2 separate regions of the Homo sapiens genome follow, and region 2 is linked to region 1. Evidence: read pairs that join two places in POLR2A ChIA-PET (ENCODE). Cell type or tissue: Panc1. All regions are shown on one strand. Each heading gives the region's core, and the rest is flanking DNA. Links, peaks and the distances in the headings are about the cores only.

Region 1 (8,024 bases), core at 1,923-5,922:
GTATGTAGAGAATAGGCTTTCATAATCCTAAACAAAGAGATCTTTTAAGATTAGCACTATATTTAGATTTGAATAAAATTCATAGGCTTGTAGTAACAGAAATTTTAATATATTTTCTAATAGAAAAAAGTCAATCGAAATAAGTTATTCAGATGAGTTTTAAAAAACTTCACGTGTTCATTAAATAACATTTAAAATTACATTGTAAGTGACTGATTTGTAATTCCAATCTATTTCATTTTAGTCACTGAGAAAACAATATCCTTAAATTATTCAATCAGAAAAAGTATTCTTATATTAGTGTTTCTGAAACTTTCAGAAACTGTAGACCACTCAGTGGATGGGGAGGCATATGCAGACCACAAATTTTCTATGTAATAATAGGTTCATCTTAGCTTTAATATAAAAATTAAATATATTTCAAAAGTAAAATTAGTGGCTTTTTTAAGTCATGAGAGACATATTATTGTTAGAACCCATTTGCCAAATTATTTGTGTTAGGCTTAGTAATAAGTGCTTTCAACCAAAAATCAAGTTCTACATACTATCTCAGGGTAAAAAGAAAGTGGTTTTTATCTTATTTATTTTTACCAATAAAATATTTTTATTTTTAAACTGTTATTTTAGATTTAGAGGGGGTACACCTAGCCTTTCTAGACTTCCTTAGTAATTGGTAAATTTCTCTTTTTATTTTGTCATTATTACTTTTTCTGCACTCAGGCTGGAGTGCAATGGCGCAAACATTGCTCATTGCAGCCTTGAACTTCTGGGCTTAACATATTCTCCCTCCTCAGCCTCCCGAATAGCTGAGACCACAAGCACAAGCCTGTGTGCCCAGCCCATTATTATTACTTTTAATGTCTGCTAGTTCCTGGGGTGCACAGAGATTTAAAGGTCACATTCTTCCAGGGTTTGGGCATAACATGAGCACTGGAATTAAATAGGTAGGTCCCACAGGGAAGGCAGTGCCCAGGAGAATAGAATCTAGGTGTGGGTGTGACCACTCTCCTTCTCAACTTGGCTCTTTCTTCTTGTTTGAAGAGACAGAGTAATACTGGGAGGCAAAAAAGGACCATTGGCTTGGGGTCAGAGGGTGTGATTTGAGGTCTGGAGTTGATCTCTTAAAGGCTATGTGAAGTTGGCACTGTCTCCAACCTTTCTCCTGCAAAATGAGAAAACAAGGCTGGATGAACTGAGTTCGCTTTCAGTCTTTTTTTTTTTTTTAAGTTTTTTATTTCCATAAATTTTGTTTAACAGGTGGTATTTGGTTACATGAGTAAATTCTTTAGTGGTGATTTCTGAGATTTTGGTGCACCCATCACCTGAGTAGTATACACTGAACCCAATTTGTAGTCTTTTACCTGATGCCTTTACATCCTTATAGTTTAGCTCCCAATTATGAGTGAGAACATACAATGTTTGATTTTCCATTTCTGAGTAGTATTCAATTATATATATACATACATATATATATATATACACATACATATATATATATATATATGTATATATATCCACAGTTTCTTTATCCACTTGTTGATTGATGGGCATTTGAGTTGTTTCCACATTTTTGCAATTCCAAATTATGCTGCTATAAACATGCGTGTGCAAGTTTTTTTTTTTTTTTTTAAATAATAACTTCTTTTCCTCTGGGTAGATACCCAATAGTAGGACTGCTGGATCAAATGGTAGTTCTCCCTTTAGTTCTTTAAGGAATCTCCACACTGTTTTCCATAGTGGTTGTACTAGTTTACATTCCCACTAGCAGTGTAGAAGTGTTTCCTTTTCACTCCATCCACACCAACATTTATTATTTTTTTATTTTTTTATTATGGCCATTCTTACAGGAGCAAGGTGGTATCACGTTATGGTTTTGATTTGCATTTCCCTGATCATTAGTGATGTTGAGCATTTTTTCATGTGTTTCCTGGCCATTTTTATATCTTCTTTTGAGAATTGTCTATTTATGTCCTTAGCCCACTTTTTGACGAGATTTTTTTTTTCTGGCTAATTTGTTTCAGTTTGTTGCAGATTCTGGACATTAGTCCTGTGTCAGATATATAAATTGTGAAGATTTTCTCCCGCTCTGTGGGTTGTTGTTTACTTTGCTCACTTCCTTTGGCCATGCAAAAGCTCTTTAGTTTAATTAAGTCCCAGCTATTTATCTGTGTCTTCATTGCATTTGCTTTGGGGTTCTCGGTCATGAAATCCTTGACTAAGCCAATGTTTAGAAGGGTTCTTCTGATGTTATCTTCTAGAATTTTTATAGTTTCAGGTCTTAGATTTAAGTCCTTGATCCATCTTGAGTTGATTTTTGTATAAGGTGAGAGATGAGATCAAGTTTCATTCTTCTACATGTGGCTTGCCAAGTATCCCAGCACCATTTGTTGAATAGGGTGTCCTTTACCCACTTTATGTTTTGGTTTGCTTTGTCAAAGATCAGTTGGGTGTAACTATTTGTGTTTATTTCTGGGTTCTCCATTCTGTTCTGTTTGTCTATGTCCCTATTTTTATACCGGTACCATGCTGTTTTGGTGAGTGTGGCCTTATTGTGTTGTTTGAAGTTGGGTAATACGAAGCCTTTTGATTTGTTTCTTTTGCTTAGTCTTGCTTTGGCTATGCAAGCTTTTTTTTTGGTTCCATATGAATTTTAGGATTGTTTTTTCATAGTTATTTGAAGAATAATGTCAGTACTCTGATGGGAATTGTATTGAATTTGTAGATTGCTTTTGGCAGTATGGTCATTTTTAGAGTATTGATTCTACCCATCTATGAGCATGGGATGTGTTTTTATTTGTGTCATCTATTGCTTTCAGCAGCATTTTGTAGTTTTTCTTGTAGAGGTCTTTCACTTCCTTGGTTAGGTATATTCCTAAGTATTTTATTTTTTGTGCAGCTATTGTAGAAGGGGTTGAGTTCTTAATTTGATTCTCAGCGTGGTCGCTTTTGGTATATAGCAAAGCTACTAATATGTGCACATGGATTTTGTATTCTGAAACTTTGCTTAATTTATTTATTGGTTCTAGGAGCTTTTTGAAGGAGGCTTTAGTGTTTTCTGGGTATACAATTATATCATAAGGAAACAATTAGTTTCAGCTCCTCTTTAGTGATTTGGATGCCCTTTATTTCTTTCTCTTGTCTGATCATTCTGGCTAGGATGTCCAGTACTATGTTGAATAGAAGTGGTGAGAGTAAGCATTTTTGTCTTGTTCCAGTTCTCAGAGGAAATGCTTTCAACTTTTCCCCATTTAGTATTATGTTGGCAGTAGGTTTGTCATAGATGCCTTTTATTATATTAAGGTATGTCCTTGGTAGGCCAGTTTTGCTGATGGTTTAAATCATAAAGTGATGCTGGATTTTGTCAAATGCTTTTCTCCATCTATTGAAATACTTATGTAATTTTTTAAAAAAATTCTGTTTATGTGGTGTATCACATTTATTGACTTGGGTATGTTAAACCATCCCTGAATCATTAGCTATAAAACCTACTTGATTATGGTGGATTATCTTTTTAATATGTTGTTGGATTCAGTTAGCTAGTATTTTGTTAAGGATTTTTGCATCTATAGGCTGGGCCCTGTGGCTCATGCCTGTAATCTCAGCACTTAGGGGGGCCACAGCAGGACAATCACTAGAGGTCAGAAGCTCAAGACCAGCATGGCCTACATGGTGAAACCACGTGTCTATTAAAAATATATGTATATTCTGCAGTTGTTGGGTATAATGTTCTGTAAATATCTGTTAAGTCCATTTGGTTTAGGGTGTAGCTAAAGTCCATTGTTTCTTTGTTGACTTTCTCTCTTGATGACCTGTCTAGTGCTGTCAGTGGAGTATTAAAGTTTTCCACTATTATCGTGTTGCTGTCTGCCTTATTTTTTAGGTCTAATAGTAATTGTTTTATAAACTTGAGAGCTCCAGTGTTGGGTGCATACATATTTAGGATTGTGGTATTTTCCTGTTGGAAAAAGTCTTGCATCGAAATAAAATGTCCCTCTTTGTCCTTTTTAACTGGTATTGCTTTAAAGTTCCATCTGATATAAGAATAGCTACTCCTGCTTGCTTTTGGTGTCCATTTGCATGGAATATCCTTTTCCTCCCCAATACCTTAAGTTTATGTGAGTCCTTAATGTTAGGTGAGTCTCTTGAAGGCAACAGATAACTGGCTGGTGAACTCTTACCCATTCTGCAATTCTGTATCTTTTAAGTGGGGCGTTTAGGCCATTTACATTTGATGTTAGTATTGAGATGTGAGGTACTATTCCTTTTATTTTGCTATTTGTTGTCTATATACCTTTTTTTATTGTATTTTGGTTTTATAGATCCTGGGAGATTTATGTTTTAAAGAGGTTCTGTTTTGACGTGTTTCCAGAATTTGTTTCAAAATGTAGAGGTCTTTTTAGCAGTTCTTGTAGTGCTGGCTTGGTAGTAGTGACTGCTCTCAGTATTTGTTTTTCTGGAAAAGACAGTATATTTCCTTCATTTATGAAGCTTAGTTTCACTGGATTCAGAATTTTTGGCTAATTATTGTTTTATTTAAGGAGGCTTGAAGATAGGGCCCCAATTCTTTTTAGCTTGTAGGGTCTCTGCTGAGAAATCGGCATTAATCTGATAAGTTTTTCTTTATAAGTTACCTGGTGCTTTTCCCTCACAGCTGTTAAGATTCTTTCCTTCATCTTGAATTTAGATAACCTGATGACAGTATGCCTAGGTGATGATCTTTTTTAGATGAATTTCCCTGATATTCTTTGAGCTTCTTGTATTTGGATGGCTAGGTCTCTAGCAAGTCCAGGAAAGTTTTCCTCAATTATTCCTCCAAATATGTTTTACAAACTTTTAGATATGTCTTCTTTCTAATTATTTCTAATAATTACCAATTATTCTTAGGTTTGGTCACTTAACATGTCCCAAACTACTTGGAAGTTTTTTTTTTTTTTATTCTTTTTTCTTTGTCATTGTTGGATTGGGTTAATCCAAAAACCTTGTCTTTGAGCTCAGAAGTTCATTCTTCTACTTGCTTGATTCTATTGCTGAGACTTTCCAGAACATTTTGCATTTCTCTAAGTGAGTTCCTTATTTCTTGAAGTTGTGATTGTTTTTTATTTATGCTATCTATTTGACTGAAGATTTCTTCCCTCATTTTTGTATGTTTTCTGATTTCCTTAAATTGGACTTCATTTTCTCTGGTGCCTCCTTGATTAGTTTAATAACTGAACTTCTGAATTCTTTCTCAGATAAATCAGAGATTTCTTCTTGGTTTGGATCCATTGCTGGTGAGCTAGCATAATTTTGGGGGCATATTAAAGAACCTTGTTTTGTCATATTACCAGAATTGTTTTTCTGGTTCCTTCTCATTTGGGTAGGCTATGTTAGAGGGAAGTTCTAAGGTTCAAGGCTGTTTGTTCAGATTATTTTGTCCCATGGGGTATTCCCTTGATGTAATACTCTCCCCCTTTTCCTAGGGATGTGGCTTCCTGAGAGCTGAGCTGTAGTGATTGTTATTTCTCTTCTGGATCTAGCCCCCAAGCAAGTCTACCAAGCTCTGGGCTGGTAGTGGGGGTTGTCTGCACAGAGTCCTGTGATGTAAATTGTCTTCAGGTCTCTCAGATGTGGATATTAGCACCTGCTTCAGTAGAGGTGGCAGGTGGTGAAATGGACTTCTTGAGGGTACTTAGGTTTGGTTGTTTAATGCACTATTTTTGTGCTGGTTGGCCACCTGCCAGGAGGAGGTGCTTTCAAGGGAGCATGGCTTTGGTAGTATAGGGAGGATCAGGTGGTGAGTGGGGCCCTAAGACTGCCAAGAGTATAAGCTATTTGTCTTCAGCTACCAGAGTAGGTAGGGAGGGACCATCAGGTGGGGGATGGTTAGGCATATCTGAGCTTAGACTCTCTTTGGGCGGGGCTTGCTGCAGCTGCTGCAGGAAATGGTGGCATTGTTCCCAGGTCAATGGAGTTATTTTCCCAGGAGGATTATGGCTGCCCCTGCTGTCATGAAGGTTGTCAGGGATGTGGGGAAAGCCAGCAGTTACAGTCCTCACCCAGCTCCCACACAACCTGAAAGACCAGACTCACTCCCACCATGCTCTGCACCAAGAGCACCGAGTTTTCTTTCAGGCAGTGGGTGAGCAGGGCTGAGAACTTGCCCAAGGCTACCAGCCTCCTAGCTGCAAAAGCGAGCAGGCCTTTTGTGCCTGCTGACTTTGCAGTCTGCACACCTGATTCATGCCCTCCTGCAAATTCTGGCCAGGTGAATTCATGTTTGGTTAGAATTGTTAGAAAGTTCAGCTGGAAGTTTCCTTCTCCCTGTGGTCTTTTCCCACTTCCCTTGACAGCCCTCTCCAAGGACCCCTTTGAAACAAGTCTTTAAAAGCTTTCCTGAAGACCCAGAGAGCCCACAGGGCTTCTTCTGCTTCCTCTACCTCTGTATTTAGCTCATCTCTCTAAATTGACTCAGCTCGAGGTAAGGTCAGGTCCTTATCCCATGATCTAGACTTTCAGGTTCCCAAGTGAGGGTGTGTGTATGAGAGCAGATGATTCCTTTTTCCCACTTTCACATCTTGGGCACTCATAGTATTTGGGCTGTCTCTGAGATCCTGCAGGAGAAATTTGCTTCCTTCAGAAAGTCTGTGGGTTCTCTCAGCTTTCCTGGTTCATTCCTGCAGTAGTTCTGAAGCAAAAGTTCATGATGCGAGTTTCCACACACTGCTCTGAGTGGGAGCTGCAATCTATTTCTGCCTCCTGTCTGCTATTTTTGTCAAAAAACTGATTTTAAAATTCCTCTTTATTTCTACTAAATTAGAAAATTAAAAGCCAAAATGTTAGATCAGGAATAATAATTGGATGAGAGGGTGTTGGGCATATGGTTAAGATTGAAACTTAGAATCAGGTGGTTCCTGATTGCATTCCAGTTCTGCCATTTATGGGCTGTACGATATGAATACAGTTTCTTGACCTCTCTGTGCTTGACTCTTCATCCGTACAGTGAGGATCATACTGCCTAAATCCTAGGGTTTTGGTAAAATTAAAGCAATTAGTACAAATAAGGGTACCCAAAGTTTGCCCAGCACATAACAAGTGTACAGGAAATTTATTAGCTCTTATTTGTTGATTCTGTTAGATCATGATCAATATTAAGCCTGAAAACAAGGTGGCCACATCAGTGATTTGTAACTCATGTTTATTCTAGTCAGTCCGGGGCTGTAATAGTAGTCGAATGTTTATGATACTATCCTTTTTTTAAAAACTATTAATATTTTTATTGGCAAATAAGAGTTATATACATTATGAGGTACAATGTGAAGTTTGAGTATATGTACATAATATGATTATGTTGAGTTAAATAACACATGAACTCACCTATCATTTTTGTGGTGAGACACTTGAAATTTACTCTTAGTTATTTTAAAATATACAGTAATTATTGTTTATTGTAGTCACCCTGCTTTGCAATAGATATCAAAACATATTTACCCTGTCTATGTGAAACTTTGCATTCTTTGATCAACAACTCTCTGTTTTCTTCCCACCACACCCAGCCTCTGGTAAAGATTATTCCACTTTCTACTTTTTTGAGTTAAACTTTATTCTTGCAGTATTTGTCTTTCTGTGCCACAGTTATTCCATCTAGCATAATGTCTTCTAAATTCATCTATATTGTTTCAAATGATAGGATTTACCCCTTTTTAAAGGCTGAACAATATTCCATTGTGTATCCAATATTTTTTTTAAAAAATGAATTTAAAAGGCCAGGTGTGGTGGCTCATACCTGTAATCCCAGCACTTTGGGAGGCCGAGGGGGGTGCATCGCCTGAGGTCAGGAGTTCGAGACCAGTATGGCCAACATGGTGAAACCCTATCTACTAAAAATAACAAAAATTAGCTGGGTGTGGTGGCAGGTGCCCGTAACCCCAGTGACTTGGGAGGCTGAGGCAGGAGAATTGCTTGAACCCAGGAGGTGGAGGTTGCAGTGAGCCGAGATGGTGCCATTGCACTCTAGCCTGGGCAACAAGAGTGAAACTCCATCTCAA
Region 2 (8,024 bases), core at 1,628-5,627, 66 kb before region 1:
GCACCTAAAGTTTTGTGGTTATATATTATGCAATAAGAGTAACTTAAATATCCTCATTCCCTTCTAGCTTTTTGAATCTCTTACTCACCAAACCTAGTCTCTCTGTGAAGACCTGCTCTGCCTTAATCAATATTTTCCCCATAGACCCAGTGAGAGGTAGGTTGGGTTATCTTCCTACTCTTCATGGCTGCTCAGAGACCATTTCTTCTTCTTCTTCTTCTCCTACTCCTTCTCCTTCTTCTTTCTTTTTTTAGTGATGGAGTCTCCCTCTGTCACCAGACTGGAGCACAGTGGCACAATCTCAGCTCACTGCAACCTCTGCTTCCTGGGTTCAAGTGATTCTCCTGCCTCAACCTCCTGAATAGCTGGGACTACAGGCACAAGCCACCATGCCCAGCTAATTTTTGTATTTTTAGTATAGATAGGGTTTCATCATGTTGGCCAGGATGGTCTTGATCTGTTGACCTCATGATCTGCCCGCCTCAGCCTCCAAAAGTGCTGGGATTACAGGCATGAGCCACCGCACCCAGCTCTTCTTCTATTCCTTCTTCCTCCTCCTCTTCCCCCTCCTCCTCCTTCTTCCTCTTCATCCTCCTCTTCCTCCTTGACAGGGTCTCACCTCCCCAGGCTCCAGCGATTCTCCCACCTCAGCCTCCTGAGTAGCTGTGACCGCATGTGCGTGCCACCGTACCCAGTTGATTTCTTTTTATTTTTTGTAAAGATGGGGGTCTCACTATGTCACTCAGGCCAGCCTCAACCTTTTGGGCTCAAGTGATGCTCCTGCCTCAGCCTCCCACAGTGTTGGGATTACAAGTATGAAGCACTGAGCCCAGACTAATTTTTCATCTTCTTTAGTTAACCTAACTGTCTCTGTGTTCTTCAGCATTCTATTCCCTTGAATACTCAATCTCCTGTGTGGCTGCTGCAAGTCCTGGAATCTTTTTAGGATTTCCTCTCTAAAGGCCATTCAAAAAGTGGTGAGTTAATTTGCCCACAGTCCACAGTCCACATTGCAGCCATCAGCAAAGCCAAACGCCAGCCGTGCCTGGATCTCCCTGCATACCACATTCATCCTTATCTTGCACACATTTCCTTCACTATGCGAGGACAAGAACACTTTTGAGCTAATGAACGTGCATGTTCTCTGTTCAAAGTAAAACACATAATAAATAAACCCCACCAAGATGCTCACTTCCTGGTGGGTCTGTGTGTTAAAAGCAGTTGTCTTCAAATCTAACTCCTATGAATGTTTATACTTCTGTTTATTCTAAAACTCCCTAATTAGAGACTTCCCAGTATCTTGCAATTCCTCAACAAGTCATAGGGAGCCCAGGAATAATTTTTTTTTTGAGACGGAGTCCCACTCTATCGCCAGGCTAGAGTGCAGTGGCACCATCTCAGCTCACTGCAACCTCTACCTCCCAGGTTCAAGTGATTCTCCCTTCTTAGCCCCCCGAGTAGCTGGGATTACAGGCATGTGCCACCACACTGAGCTAATTTTTGTACTTTTAGTAGAGACAGGATTTCACCATGTTGGCCAGGATGGTCTCGATCTCTTGACCTCGTGATCCTCCCACCTCAGCCTCCCAAAATGCTGGGATTATAGGCGTGAGCCACGGTGGCAGGCCAGGAATAAATTATTCAAAAATAATTAACAAAAGGCTTTACCTTGTTTCATCATTTAGTTGATGAACTTTTCCAGTTTAATTAGTCTCACCAATATAGAAAACATTTTTAGAAGAGGCCTCTTTGGGTTAAGAACAAGTGTCTTTCTTTCTAGCTGCTCTAGAGAAGAAGAAGAGAAAACAACAAGGCCCATTTTAGGAACATTTTAACCATGAGTAGAACACAACACAAGGAAAACTTTCTCTTTTATATAAGAAATATATTTTGGCCGGGCGTGGTGGCTCACGCCGGTAATCCCAGCACTTTGGGAGGCCAAAGCAGGCAGATCACCTGAGGTCATGAGTTTGAGACCAGCTTGGCCAACAAGATGAAGCCCTGTCTCTACTAAAAATACAAAAATTAGCCGAGTGTAGTGGTGGGCACCCATAATTGCAGCTACTCGGGAGGCTGAGGCAGGAGAATCGCTTGAACCAGGAGGTGGAGGTTACAGTAAGCGGACTTTGTGCCATTGCACTCCAGCCTGGGTGACAGAGAGAGACTCCATCTCAAAACAAAACAAAAAAAAAAAAAAGAAGGAAGGAAGGAAGGAATTTCACAAAAGCGCATTTAATGCAGGCAACTTTTGAGCATCAGAGAAATTGGTCTGGATTAAGTCCAGAGACGCAGTGTTGCGTTGCTTACAAGAATGGTTTGGAATCCCAGCTCTACCGCGTTAATAACTGCCTGTGCCTAGCAAGGTACTTAACTCCCCTTTGCCTCAGTATCTTCTCCATAAAATGGGGATGGCAGTAGTACAGTGGTCCATGCCTCTGAGGGTTTGAGGAGAATCAGTTACATGGTGACAGGCACATAGTTAATGTTCAATAAATGCTATAGCTATTATCTTCATTCTTGTCTCTATGGGTGAAAGAAAAATGCAACATTGGATCAGATTAAATTCTTCTGGAAGCAATGGCTTAAAATAAACTGCTATTCAAAAACTAAAATTATCATACTGGGCTAAAGCTATCCAAAATGTAAGTGATCTATCTTCCAGTAATTCCACAAAATAGATAAATGTGTACACAGTTACTTAGAAGAACATTTAACAACTGCATTTAAATGTAGATTCTTGGCTGGGCATGGTGGCTCACACCTCGAATCCCAGAAATTTGGGAGGCCAAGTTGGGTGGATCACCTGAGGTTAGGAGTTTGAGACCAGCCTGGCCAACATTGTGAAACCCTGTCTCTACTAAAAATACAAAAATTAGTTGGGCATGTTGGCGGGCATCTGTAATCCCAGCCACTCAGGAGGCTAAGGCCAGAGAATCATTTGAACCCAGGAGGTGGAGGTTGCAGTGAGCTGAGATCACACCACTGCACTTCAGCCTGGGTGACAGAGACTCCATTTCAAAAAGAGCAAATAAATAAATAAATGTAAACTCTTGGGCTTTGTTTTATTCATGATTGCCACCAGCAGAGCTACCTAACAATGTATATATATATGTATTTTTTTTGAAATTATTATATTGCTTTATTTGATATTTTCCATTTCTTCCCTTATTAAATACATTTACTTTCATGGCATATTATACTATGTAACTTCTTAGTTCTATTTTTTTATTACAGTTTAAGTTTTAGGGTACATGTGCACAACGTGCAGATTTGTTACATATGTATACGTGTGCCATGTTGGTGTGCTGCACCCATTAACTCGTCATTTAACATTAGGTATATCTCCTAATGCTATCCCTCCCCCCTCCCCCCACCCCACAACAGGCCCCGGTGTGTGATGCTCCCCTTCCTGTGTCCATGTGTTCTCATTGTTCAGTGCCCACCTATGAGTGAGAACATTCGGTGTTTGGTTTTTTATCAAGCCCTCTAGTGACCTTTAAGATCAGGCAAACTCAGGTAATAACATTGAACGGTTGGTGAGTGCATATTTTCCAGGTTAAAATGATATTGGGTATAGAGCAGCAGTTCTCAAATTTGAAGTGCTTAAGAATCACCAGGAAAATTGTTAAAAATTACATGTCCAGAGGTTTAGATATCCAGAGATTTAGATTCAGAGCTCTGGGAGACACTAAAATATCTGCATTTTTTAAACCAGTTTCTTCTCTCCAGGGTGAATAATTCAGAGGCACTTGTGTTCATCCTGTGCTGCTATAACAGGTAATTTATAATGAACAGAAATTTATTTGACTCAGGGTTCTGGAGGTTGGGAAGTCTGAGTAGAGGGGCTACATCTGGTGAGGGCCTTCTTGCTATATCAGACAATGGCAGAAAGTATCACATGGTGAGAGAGAGCAGGAAGGGGGCAGAACTCATCCTTCATAAGAAACTCGCTCGCATCATAATGAACCCCACTCCCACCATAACAACATTAATCCATTCCTGAAGGCAAAGTCTTCCTGACCTAATTATCTCTTAAAGGTTGCACCGCTCAACATTGTTGCATTGGGGATTAAGTTTCCAACACATGAACTTTGGAGGATATATTCAAACCATAGCATTCTGCCCCAACCACCCAAATTCATGTCCTTCTCACCTGCAAAATACATTCATTCCATCCCAATAGCTGCAAAAGTCTTAATTTGTTTCAGGACCAACTCAAAAGTTTAAAGTTCAGAGTCCTATCTAAATCAGATATGGATGAGACCCACCGCACAATTCATTCTGAGGCAACAGCTGTGAGCCTGTGAAATTTAAAAAAAAAAAAAAGGTGCCTCCAAAATTCAATGGTAGGACAGATATAAGGCAGACATTTTCTTTCTTTGTTTTTGTTTTTGAGACGGAGTCTAGCCCTGTCTCCCAGGCTGGAGTGCAGTGGCAGGATCTCGGCTCACTGCAAGCTCCGCCTCCCGGGTTCACGCCATTCTCTTGCCTCAGCCTCCCGAGTAGCTGGGACTACAGGCTCCCGCCACCACACCCAGCTAATGTTTTGTATTTTTAGTAGAGACGGGGTTTCACCATGTTAGCCAGGATGGTCTCGATCTCCTGACCTCGTGATCCGCCCTCCTCGGCCTCCCAAAGTGCTGGGATTACAGGCATGAGCCACCACGCCCGGCCACTTTTTTTTTTTTTTTTTTTTTTTTGAGACGGAGTTTTGCTCGTTGCCCAGGCTGGAGTGCAATGGCACAATTTCGGCTCACTGCAACCTCCACCTCCTGATTTCAAGCGATTCTCCTGCCTTGGCCTCCTGAGTAGCTGGGATTACAGGTGCCCGACATCACACCCAGCTAAGTTTTTTTTTTTTTTTTCTTTTGAGATGGAGTCTCGCTCTGTCACCCAGGCTGGAGTGCAGTGGCTATATCTCGGCTCACTGCAAGCTCTGCCTCCTGGGTTCACACCATTCACCTGCCTCAGCCTCCTGAGTAGCTGGGACTACAGGTGCCCGCCACCACGCCCAGCTAATTTTTTTTTTTTTTTTTTTTTTTTTAGGAGAGATGGGGTTTCACCATGTTAGCCAGGATGGTCTCGATCTCCTGACCTCGTGATCCACCCTCCTCGGCCTCCCAAAGTGCTGGGATTACAGGCATGAGCTCCACCTCTGTGACAAACTTCTGCCTGAGGCACCCAGCTGTTCAATACATGTTTTGAAATCTAGGTGGAGGGCTGGGAGCGGTGGCTCATGCCTATAATCCCAGCACTTTGGGAGGCCGAGGCGGGTGGATCACGAGGTCAGAAAATCGAGACCATCTTGTCTAACACAGTGAAACCCCGTCTCTACTAAAAATACAAAAAATTAGACGGGTGTGGTGGCAGGCACCTGTAGTCCCAGCTACTTGGGAGGCTGAGGCAGGAGAATGGTGTGAACCTGGGAGGTGGAGCTTGCAGTGTGAGCTGAGATCGAGCCACTGCACTCCAGCCTGGGCAACAGAGCAAGACTCTATCTCAAAAAGAAAAAAGAAAGAAATCTAGGTGGAGCCCACCATAGCCCCACAGTTCATATACTCTGCACATATGCTGAGTTAGCACTGTGTGGATGCCACCATGGTTTATAATCCTGTATCTCTTCTGGAGTGGTGGCTAGACCCACTTAAGCTGTTGAAGTTGATTGTATTCATCTATTCTCACACTGCTAACAAAGACATACCTGAGACTGGGTAATTTATAAAGGAAAGAGGTTTAATGGACTCTGTTCAGCATGGCTGGAGAGGCCTCACAATTATGACCAAAGGCAAAGGAAGACCAAAGGCACATCTTCCATGGTGGCAAGCAAGAAAGCATGTGCAGGGGAACTGCCCTTTTATAAAACTAACAGATCTCCTGAGACTTATTCACTATCAATGAGAACAGCATGGGAAAAACACACTCCCATGATTCAATTACCTCCTACTGGGTCCCTGCCACAACATGTGGGGATTATGGGAGCTAAAATTAAAGATGAGATTTGGGTGGGGACACAGCCAAACCATATCACTGGTTTTTCCCCAGGTTCCCCCATATAAGTCAGTGAATGTAGATGGATACTTGTGACAAAGGGAACCATTGTGGTCCAGACACTGAATACACTGAAGTCCCAGCTGCTGCTCTGCCAGGATTCCCTGTCCCACCTGCCAGGACCTCCCCTCAACCACCTCCCTGTTCAGGAGATGCCCATGTATTCAAGAGAGAGTGTTCATAATTTTCTTTTTCTTTTCTTTTCTTTTTTTTTTTTTTTTTTTTTGAGACAGAGTCTCTTGCTCTGTCGCACAGGCTGGAGTGCAGTGACATGATCTCAGCTCACTGCAACCTCTACCTCCCAGGCTCAAGCAATTCTCCTGACTCAGCCTCCTGAGAAGCTGGGATTGCAGGTGCACACCACTATGCCTGACTAATTTTTTGTATTTTTATTAGAGACCAGGTTTTGCCATGTTGGCCAGGCTGGTCTCGAACTCCTGACCTTGAGTGATCTGTCCCACTTGGCCTCCCAAAGTGCTGGGATTACAGGCATGAGCCACCATGCCTGGCCAATTTTCATAATTTTCTTTACTTCCCACTGTGGTGGGAGAACTGGCTTCAGAGAAAGCCATCCTGGACAGGTAAGGTGGCCCCCCAAGGAACAGGTTTCAATCAAATGTTTTGTAGGCAGTGATGCCCGTGCACCCTGGTGAGAAGGAGCATGGTGTGAACATCAGGAACCAGACTTCACCCTGGAGGAAAGGCCACAGGTGGGGGCTGAAGGAGCAGTTCTTACAAGCGATCCTGTGGGCACTGGGGCCACACCACGCACCTTGGTGCACAAGTGTCAGTGTGGCTCAGAGTGGGGTAGAGGACTCAGGGTATTAAAAGCATCAAGGAATCCAGGGAGAGCCACTGCACCCAACTTTACTTTCACCCACAGGCTTTCATCATGTTGGCCAGACTGGTCTCCAACTTCTGACCTCAAGTGATCCACCTGCCTTGGTCTCCTAAAGTGCTGATTACAGGTGTAAGCCACCATGCCTGGCCAAGATTAGGTCCAATTTTTAAAGTAATCTGGAGCATAGAAAATGTTTCTGCAATTATTAATCTTTTTTTTTTTTTTGAGACAGGGTCTCACTCTGTCACCCAAGCTGGACTGCAGTGTCATGATCATGGCTCACTATAGCCTCACCCTCTTGGGCTTACGCGATCTTCCTGCCTCAGCCTTCCAAGAGCTGGGACTACATGCATGCACCATCGTGCCCAGCTAATTTTTTAGTTCTTATACAGACAGGGGTCTCACTATGTTGCCCAGACTGGTTTTGAACTCTTGGGCTCAAGAGATCCTCCCACCTTGGCTTCCTCAAATGCTGGGATTACAGGCATGAGCCACCACACCTGGCCTCACATATTTTGATATATAAAACACCAAAGATCTTTTTAAGGAGCTAAAGAAACCAGTACTTTTTAAAGAAAAAAGTAGTGGGAATGTCTAGTACAACCAAAACCAGGCATCAAAGTCAGCAGTTAAACATTCCAGGCTGGGCACAGTGGCTCATGCCTGTAATCTCAACACTTTGGGAGGCCCATGCAGGAGGACTGCTTGAGCCCTGGGGGGCAGAGGTTGCAGTGAGCCACGATAATACCACAGTATTCCAGCCTGGAAGACACAGTGAAACCCTGTCTCAAAAACAGATAAACAAACAAATCAATCAATCAATCCAGAACCAGTGCTCACTTCGGCAGCACATATACAAAAATTGGCATGACATGGAGAAGATAAGCATAGTCCCTGTGAAAGGATGACAAACAAATTCATGAAGCATTCCATATTTTAAAAAATATTTCAGAACCAAGAAAATAAATGAATCAAAAGAAAGGGAAGACCTTGGTGATTCCTTTGATATCAGAAAAAATCGGCCGGGCACAGTGGCTCATGCCTGTAATCCCAGCACTTTGGGAGACCAAGGTGGGCAGATCATTTGAGGTCAGGAGTTGGAGACCAGCCTGACCAACATGGTGAAACTCTGTAT

Evidence for each region. ChIA-PET counts read pairs that join two places held together with the same protein. Peaks named below come from ENCODE experiments on the same cell type or tissue, not always from the same donor. Only the 100,000 strongest peaks of a DNase experiment are listed, where the experiment ranks them.
Region 2: POLR2A ChIA-PET joins it to region 1 with 12 read pairs; 6 of 35 experiments call an interaction of 5 or more read pairs at or near these places.

Annotation. Positions count from the first base shown.
Region 1 is chr7:64,957,365-64,965,388 of GRCh38, reverse strand. No RefSeq gene overlaps it. Among named protein-coding and RNA genes, the nearest start is that of ZNF117, 30 kb to the left of the region's middle. In Panc1, for the core only: no CTCF peak of the experiment used is centred there; no DNase peak of the experiment used is centred there.
Region 2 is chr7:65,023,008-65,031,031 of GRCh38, reverse strand. LOC105375330 (a long non-coding RNA gene) reads left to right here. Exons shown (of 6, transcript XR_927607.1): 3 at 68-156. LOC105375329 (a long non-coding RNA gene) reads right to left here and starts at 4,292. Exons shown (of 3, transcript XR_927606.2): 1 at 4,154-4,292; 2 at 2,308-2,523; 3 at 1,606-1,785. It also overlaps the pseudogene RNU6-1229P. In Panc1, for the core only: no CTCF peak of the experiment used is centred there; no DNase peak of the experiment used is centred there.